Regions from separate parts of the Mus musculus genome. Here region 2 is linked to region 1. A link is a contact called in ENCODE POLR2A ChIA-PET data. All regions are on one chromosome and are shown on one strand. The core of a region is the stretch at or near the end of the contact, and the rest is flanking DNA. Distances in the headings are between cores, read along the strand shown. Region 1 holds the start of Ppp1r9b (protein phosphatase 1, regulatory subunit 9B). Region 2 holds the start of Itga3 (integrin alpha 3).

What was found. ChIA-PET counts read pairs that join two places held with the same protein, here RNA polymerase II (POLR2A).
Region 2: POLR2A ChIA-PET joins it to region 1 with 55 read pairs in Patski. The contact joins the promoter of Itga3 here to the promoter of Ppp1r9b in region 1. POLR2A ChIA-PET finds 5 or more read pairs at or near these places in 3 of 5 experiments (Patski and embryonic stem cell).

Annotation. Positions count from the first base shown.
Region 1 is chr11:94,988,880-94,992,712 of GRCm38, forward strand. Ppp1r9b (protein phosphatase 1, regulatory subunit 9B) reads left to right here and starts at 2,333. Exons shown (of 10, transcript NM_172261.3): 1 at 2,333-3,833. The coding sequence starts at 2,669.
Region 2 is chr11:95,074,332-95,078,123 of GRCm38, forward strand. It overlaps Itga3 (integrin alpha 3), which reads right to left and starts at 2,383. Exons shown (of 26, transcript NM_013565.3): 1 at 1,800-2,383. The coding sequence starts at 2,005.

The sequences.
Region 1 (3,833 bases), core at 1,083-3,582:
TCCCAACCCCTCCTCCCACCTGGCCAGGAGTGTGGGTACAGACCCCTTGGGCTGGGGCCAGTGAAAAATGACTCACCACAAAGGGTGTGGGAGATTCTGGGCAGAACACCCAGGGCCCTGGGCCCTCCACCAAGTCCACAGAGGAACTCTAAGAACACTGCTCAGATTCCCAACTGGCAATGGGGTGAGCAGAAGGGCATCGCCCAACCACTGCAGAGGGAGCTGGGGATGTAAAACAGTTGCTAAAATGCTTGCTGAGCAAGAAGGAAGCCCTCGGTTGGAGTAACTGCTCAAGCCTGTAATTCCAGCACTCAGGAGGTGGCGGCAGTTGGATCAGAAAAGTTCAAGGTCATCCTTGACTAAGTATTTAGTTCGAAGCCAGCACAGGATACTGCAGGCCCTTTCTCAAAAAACAAGCCACTGACTGCCGTAGCCGGGTTAGGGTGAAGGGCTCAAGCCCCAGACTTGAATTTGAGAACATGTCCTAAAGCTTGTTCATGAAAGATGGGTCAGGAGGGGAGACGGAACCTGGATGGCTTCTTTACCCTGCACAGATCCCCAAACGCAGAACTGGGGAGGGGTAAGTCTCCTGCCCACTGTGCAAAAATGCAGGGGGCATCCGAAAGCCTGAGATTTGGGTTCATCTCCGGCTCCAGATGAGAGCCAAAAAATCTTCCCTCTCCTGGCACACTACTCTAGGGAGCCAGTCCAGTGGTTCTTGGCTCCTCCCCATCCCAATCTTCAGGGTTCCCAGGCGGTTTCCCCACGTCCCATCCCCCCCATGCACAGAGCTCTTTCGCACGTGCCATGGGTTAGTGTCCCACAAAACCCACACACGGAGAACGGAAGGGTAGAGGGTTCCCTCTATGAGCTGGGCCAGGCCAACCGGAGAGAGTGAGAAAACGGGAAGAGGAGGAAGAGGATGGAGGGGAAGAGGGCGGGGGAGGAGGCAGAGGCCGCAGGAAGGCCTGAGATGCAGGAAGCAGCTGGGGAGAGGGGGGAGGCTTTGTGCCTGAGTTGTTTTCTGGGTCCTAGTGTCCACCCTGTTCAGTTCCTGGGAATCTACCAACGACTGGAGGAGCTACACATCTAGACCTGACTGAATATTGGACGGATCCTCACTGCTAGATTGGGGAAGGATAACGGGCATAACAAGGCCCCTTGTTGTGTATGTGAGGAATGAAGGAGCTCTAAAGAAGCTGAGTTTTCAAGGTGGGATTTGTAGGGTACACACACACACAAACACGCTTGCACACAAGTGACCAGAATCCTCTAAGTCTGAGACCCAACGTAGAACTCTCAATAGGGAAACTTTAGCCCTGGGACTCTAGAATCATTCCTTCCAACCTCCCCCAACACCTTACAAACCTTCCTGTTTCAGAGATCTTTTCTGGCAGGTTATGAAGGCCAGGATTCTATACCTCTCCCCAAAGGGGTAGGTGAACAACGTCATTTTAAGACTTCCCAAGGCAAAAAAGCATCTTTGGTAATCTCCTGCCATATGGGTGATGTAACCCCCAACCCTGTCCCTTTCTTCATTTCTCCTCCGGACAGAGCACCACAAAGATTGCTGGGCCCAAGTTTTACATTCTGAAAGATGAAAAAAAAAAAATTCCTATGGGGAATTGTTAAAATGAAGAATCCCAGGTTCCGCCTCTGAGATTCCCCTTCACCTTTGGGAAGGAGCTAGAAATTATGTACTTTGATCTAGCACCCAAAAGTTTTGTTGCTGGTACCCCTGAACACTCTAAGGACCTTTAGAGAAATGATTAAGGGCCCTCCCCACAGAACCCCTTCACTTTGTGGGAGGAGAAGGCCAGTTCCTGCTGTGGCTGGATGGCTCCCCGCCCCCAGGGTTAAATGAGGGGACGCCTAAGTGGATTGTGAAAAGCCGAGTTTGGGATGGGAGGGCTGAAGAAGAATAGCCAAGGTCGGTGAAGCTGCGGAAGGCTGTCCGCCAACTATGAGTAGGAGAGACCAGGCGACAGGGTGGAAGGGAAGGGGAGGGCTCACAGGCTCCGGCCCCGGAAATCCGATCCCTTTAGGACCCAGTGGTACCAGTCCCCCAGCGGCGGCGGCGAGAAGGGCAGCCGCTCGGTCTCCGGCAGCCGCGGTTCGGGCAGAGCTAGAGAAAGACCGAGGCTCGGGGCGCGGGGGGGAGGGAGGGAGGGAGGGAGGCGCGGCGGAGCGGCCCGGGTCAGCGGAGCAGCCACGGGCGCGGGGATGCCGGGCACCCCGAGAGCCAAGGCCCCCGGCCGGAGTAGGGGGCGCCTGCGCCGCCAGCGCCGCTGACACCGCCTCGGAGGATGTGAGCCGGTGCCGTGGCCGCTGCTTCGCGGGCTGGGCGCGCGGTCCCAGCAGCTCCAGCCAGCCTCCGCTTCTTCAATTTGGGTGGGGGCGACCGCACCAGGCCGCTAGAGCTTTCGAAGGGGGCTGGCTGTCTTTGGCAGCTTGGTTGGGGGAGGCGACCCACACAGGGCGCTCGGAGATTTTTTTTTTTTAAAGCAGGGTTAACTGTTTTTTGGCAGCTTGGTTTCTGGGGGACTCTATAGAAGGCCTTTCGGGATTTCTTTCTTTGGGGGGAGGGGGCGGTGGTCCCGACTTGGCCAGCCGCCTGCTGGAGGGGGGCAGCGGGGAGCAGGGGGATGCGAACCCGGCTCCCCCAACCATGATGAAGACGGAGCCTCGGGGGCCCGGGGGTCCCCTCCGGAGCGCCTCCCCGCACCGCAGCGCCTACGAAGCGGGCATCCAGGCACTAAAGCCTCCCGATGCACCCGGGCCCGACGAGGCACCCAAGGCGGCCCACCATAAGAAATATGGCTCCAACGTCCACCGCATCAAAAGTATGTTCCTGCAGATGGGCACCACCGCGGGGCCGCCGGGTGAGGCAGGCGGAGGCGCAGGCATGGCCGAGGCCCCACGGGCGTCCGATCGCGGGGTGCGCCTGTCCCTGCCGCGGGCCAGCAGCCTGAACGAGAACGTAGACCACAGTGCCCTGCTCAAGCTGGGCACCAGTGTGTCGGAGCGCGTGAGCCGCTTCGACTCCAAGCCCGCGCCCTCGGCGCAGCCCGCTCCTCCGCCGCACCCGCCGTCCCGGCTGCAGGAGACGCGGAAGCTGTTCGAACGGAGCGTCCCCGCGGCCTCGGGTGGCGACAAGGAGGCCGTGGCGCGGCGGCTGCTGAGGCAGGAGCGCGCCGGCCTGCAGGACCGGAAGCTGGACGTCGTGGTGCGCTTTAACGGCAGCACCGAGGCGCTGGACAAGCTGGATGCTGACGCCGTGTCGCCGACGGTCAGCCAGCTCAGTGCGGTCTTCGAGAAAGCCGACTCGAGGACCGGCCTTCACCGTGCACCCGGCCCCCCTCGGGCAGCCGGGGCGCCCCAGGTCAACTCGAAGCTGGTCACTAAGCGGTCCCGGGTGTTCCAGCCACCGCCGCCGCCTCCCGCCCCGTCGGGGGATGGCGCGACCGAGAAGGAGCGTGGCCCCGGAGGGCAGCAGCCCCCACAGCACCGGGTGGCCCCTGCCCGACCTCCGCCTAAGCCGCGGGAGGTGCGCAAGATCAAGCCGGTGGAGGTTGAAGAAAGTGGGGAGTCTGAGGCCGAGTCGGCTCCCGGGGAAGTGATCCAGGCCGAGGTGACGGTCCATGCAGCCTTGGAGAATGGCAGCACCCCGGCCACCACAGCCAGCCCTGCACCCGAGGAACCCAAGGCCGAAGCGGTCCCCGAGGAGGAGGCGGCGGCGTCAGTGGCGACGCTAGAGAGGGGGGTGGACAATGGCCGGGCCCCGGACATGGCACCTGAGGAGGTGGATGAATCCAAGAAGGAGGACTTCTCGG
Region 2 (3,792 bases), core at 1,133-3,632, 86 kb after region 1:
TATCCAGTCTCAGCCCCAGAGCCTACTGGTGTCTGCTGGGGGACTGGACACTCCAGGACCATTCTAGACACACTATCACACTAAAATATTACTAACTCTGAGAAGATGTGTTCTCCAGAGCTGGGGAAACTAAAGCTCAGGTGTTGGAACCAGAGCCGAGACACAGCAGAGGAACTGGAACACTCAGCTTTTCTCGCTACAATGTCAGGTGCCTCTCACAGGTCAGCAGAGATAAGAGGGAACACACAGATCCAGGTATAAGCTCATCCCGGGGGGAAACCGGCCCCGGAGAAAGTAATATCATATCGTCCTCAAGGTCACAGAATAGAGCGGGAGATGTTGCAGAATCTCTTCTAGTGTGTTAGTTCCGGCCATGCACATTCAACAACAGAACATCTGAGAACTCTGGACTGGGCTGGGGGGAGGCAACAGCACTGCTGTAGCAACTAACTATTATCAGAGGGCCTCAGAAAGGTAGAAGGTTAAATCTGCCCAGCCAGGACAGGAAGGGTGTGGTGGATCCACCTTCTTCTGCAGGGGCCAGGTAGGGTAGAGACTAAGTCCAGGTGGGCAGTACGGACAAGGGCTGGGCCAGCAGGACAGAGGCAAAGACTGACGTTGAGTTGGACTTTGAACATTCCAAACTTCCTCAAGTTTCTACAGGCCCCAGTCAGAGCAGGGAGAGGTTTCAACACTTTTTACCTTGACTGTGTCTTCTGATTTAGGAACTGTCAGAGGCCGGGCAGGAGTAAATGCCTGGCAGACCACCCAGCTCAAAAAGGTAGGAGGGGCTTATATGATGGATCATCACTGTCCCTCCTGGGCAGTTTCACCACCTCTGGTCACCCTCTTCCCTCAGCTAGCCAACCTAAGCACACAGAACCTATGCAGAGAAACCTCAGACACCTGGACATGACCCGTTGGGCATGAGTGTGCTCAGGGAGGGGCAGGTGGCTGGATGCAATCTCCTCCCCTCCTCCACTCTGCTGGGCTCTTCCCGCTTCTTGCAGCTGTTGCAAAGAGCAGAAGAAAAGAGAAAACACCATTCCCCTCTTCAAACCAAAACAAACACACTCAGGGCTGCTGATTCAACATGAATCTGTGGAATGCAGGGAGATGTCTGGTGGGAGTACCCCCACTGCTTCCGGGTGGGCTCTGGCCTCAGAGTAGAAGACAGCGCCTCCTCTGTCTTCTACTGTCCGTTCCTCTAGGGGCAAGAGGAAGTCTCTGGACAGCTCCGAATGCCCAGCCTCTTCATCACCTCACTCTGCAATGCCAAGCCCTTGAGAAGTGTGGTCCAGCCTGGTTCTGCAGAGGGCGTGGCTGCTCTGGCCACAGGCTAAATGAGAGGGCTAATAGGGATTTGAACGCATATATTCTCGGTTCTCTTCAAGGAGGAGGGGAAGAGCGATGTAATAGGTGTTTAATATACAGAGTTCTCCTAGCCCGGGAAAGAAGCTAATGTTAGGTACTGGATTCTCAGGGTGCTGGGCAACAAAGACCCTACTTCCGAAGATGTCTGAAATGTGGAGCGGTCGCGTCTAGACAGGTTCTGGCCAGGTCAGCACTTGCCATGATTACTGCCCCCCTCCCCCCACCCCCTTCCTCCACTTGCCGCCAAGCCCCACAATCGGAGAACTGCCGTCTTACCCGCCCTCTTAATCCTGGCTCACAAGGAAAGGCCAGCAGCAGCAGGCCTGGAAGTCAGCGGGCCCAGGGCTCCAGTTTAGCTTAGGTCAGGTATCCGCGCACATACCCCTCTCTCTGCACCCCACCTCACCGCCGCCAGGCTGACTTACAGGTAGCGCTGTTGTCGCTCAGTCTGCCGATGGAGGGCGACCGAGTAGCCGAAGAGGCTACCGGGGTTCACCGCCTCCTTCACCACCAGGAATCGGGTGTCCAGGTTGAAGGCGAAGGCGACCCGGCCGCAAGCCGCCACCATCAAGGCCAGAGCGCGGAGCAGCCAGCCAGGGGCGCGGGGCACGCGGCAGGGGCCGGGGCCCATGGCTGCGGGCCGGGCCGTAAGGGGCCGGGCGAAATCGCTAGAGGGCTCAGCACCGGGAGTGATGAACGGTTCACCTGCTCCAGGCGCCACCAGAGGACACCCGAGCCCGCAGAGCCGCTGCACCGGTAGTCAGGCAATTTTTTACCCTAGTCCGGGTCACTTTCACGTCTGCTCCGGGTGCTTTTCCAATCCGTTTTCCAGATCCGTGGATCTACTCTCACGTTGGTTCGGTGGACGGGTCACCGTTCCGAGCTCCGAGCACCCCACACCCTAGATGGTCCCGGCCGCGCCCCCTTGGAGGTGTTAGCTCTTTGGACCTCGGCTAGGTGGAGGATTTAGAACGGCAAGCCCTCGATCACCAGGAGGGCAGGAGGGAGGGATCCTCCCCAGCGCGCCCCGCCTCCCCACCGCCCAGCCCCGCACCTCCCCACCTTGCGCGCCCAGTCCGGGCTCCGCTTTCCTTCCGGGGAAAGAGAAAAGGTCCCCGCTCGGCCGCCGCCTCTTAAAGGGGCAGCGCCGCCCCTCCCTCTCCATCTCTCCTATCGCGACTCCGCCCTCTCTCTCAGACACCTGTCGGGAACCCTTAAAGCCCGGATTTCCCCTTCCAGCGGAGAGCTTCTTCCTAGGAGCGTCGCCTTCGGTACAAGACGGATTGGACGGGCGGGGCCAGAGGTGGATTTGCTTGGCGCTTGCGGCGGCTGCTACTGGAAAGGCCGTTCAAGGCACCGCCAGCACCGCGATCCCCGCTGGACAAACCAGGCGTTGGCTCTTCGGAGAACGGTCGACTGTGTTCGGCTGCCTGGAATGCGGACCTCCGCAGTGATGTGAGTCCCTAAGAGGTGACTGCGGGTCTCCGGACTTAACTTCTTCGTGCTAAGTACACTCAATGTTATGTATGAAGGAGTATTTCTCCTGCCCACCCGCCTCCTCTCATCCTGTTCCCTGCTGGAAGCGGCTCCTCCGCAAAGCCAGACAGATATTTAGTGGTGGTGATGACAACCCATCAGAAATAATAATTAGCAAAGGGCAGCCTTTGTCTCGAAGCAGTGAATGGGACCTCAGCCCCCACAGGTGTGATGCTGGGTGGAGACAGGTGGGCTTGACTCAAAGATCTCACTATCCGAGGAAGAATTAGGGAACTCCAAGAGTGTATGGAATGTTGTTTTGGTCTAACTCAGATTTCCCCTAATGCAGAACAAGACTCATTTTCCCTGAGCATCGTTTTCTACATGTTTTTATAATTAAATAAGAACAGCACATGCAGCAGGCACTATGCTAACTGCTTTACAAATACTACTTTTTCAAGGCAATATACATGTATACAAGTATATATGTGTATACACACACATCTACACAACCACCAGTCTAAGGAAAAGGGAAAGCAGAAAATGAGCCCATCCAATGGGATTCTGCTCCGGTGTTTGAGGAACCAGCTCATTCTGTGTCTGATTCCCTATCTAGACATTGTGACCTTAGAAGGTACAATCATTTCCTCACAGCTGATCTTATCTCTTACACTCAAAGGTGCAGCCCTTAGAGACCAGGATGTCCTTTTGCTCATGACAATTACTGACAGTTTGTCGTTGCCACCACTATGTAAACCCAGGTCTGTACCTGTCTCTCTATTTACATATGGGAGCAGAGCTGTCTCTTCATCAGACACAGCCCTGGAGGGACCAGGGGGAGCAAGCAGCTTTCCCTGCATAAAGTAAGTTTGAGATCTTTGCAGCCCCATGTGGCCACATTGATGCAGGAGCAGCCCAGATGAGCCTGGAGTTAAATAGAAA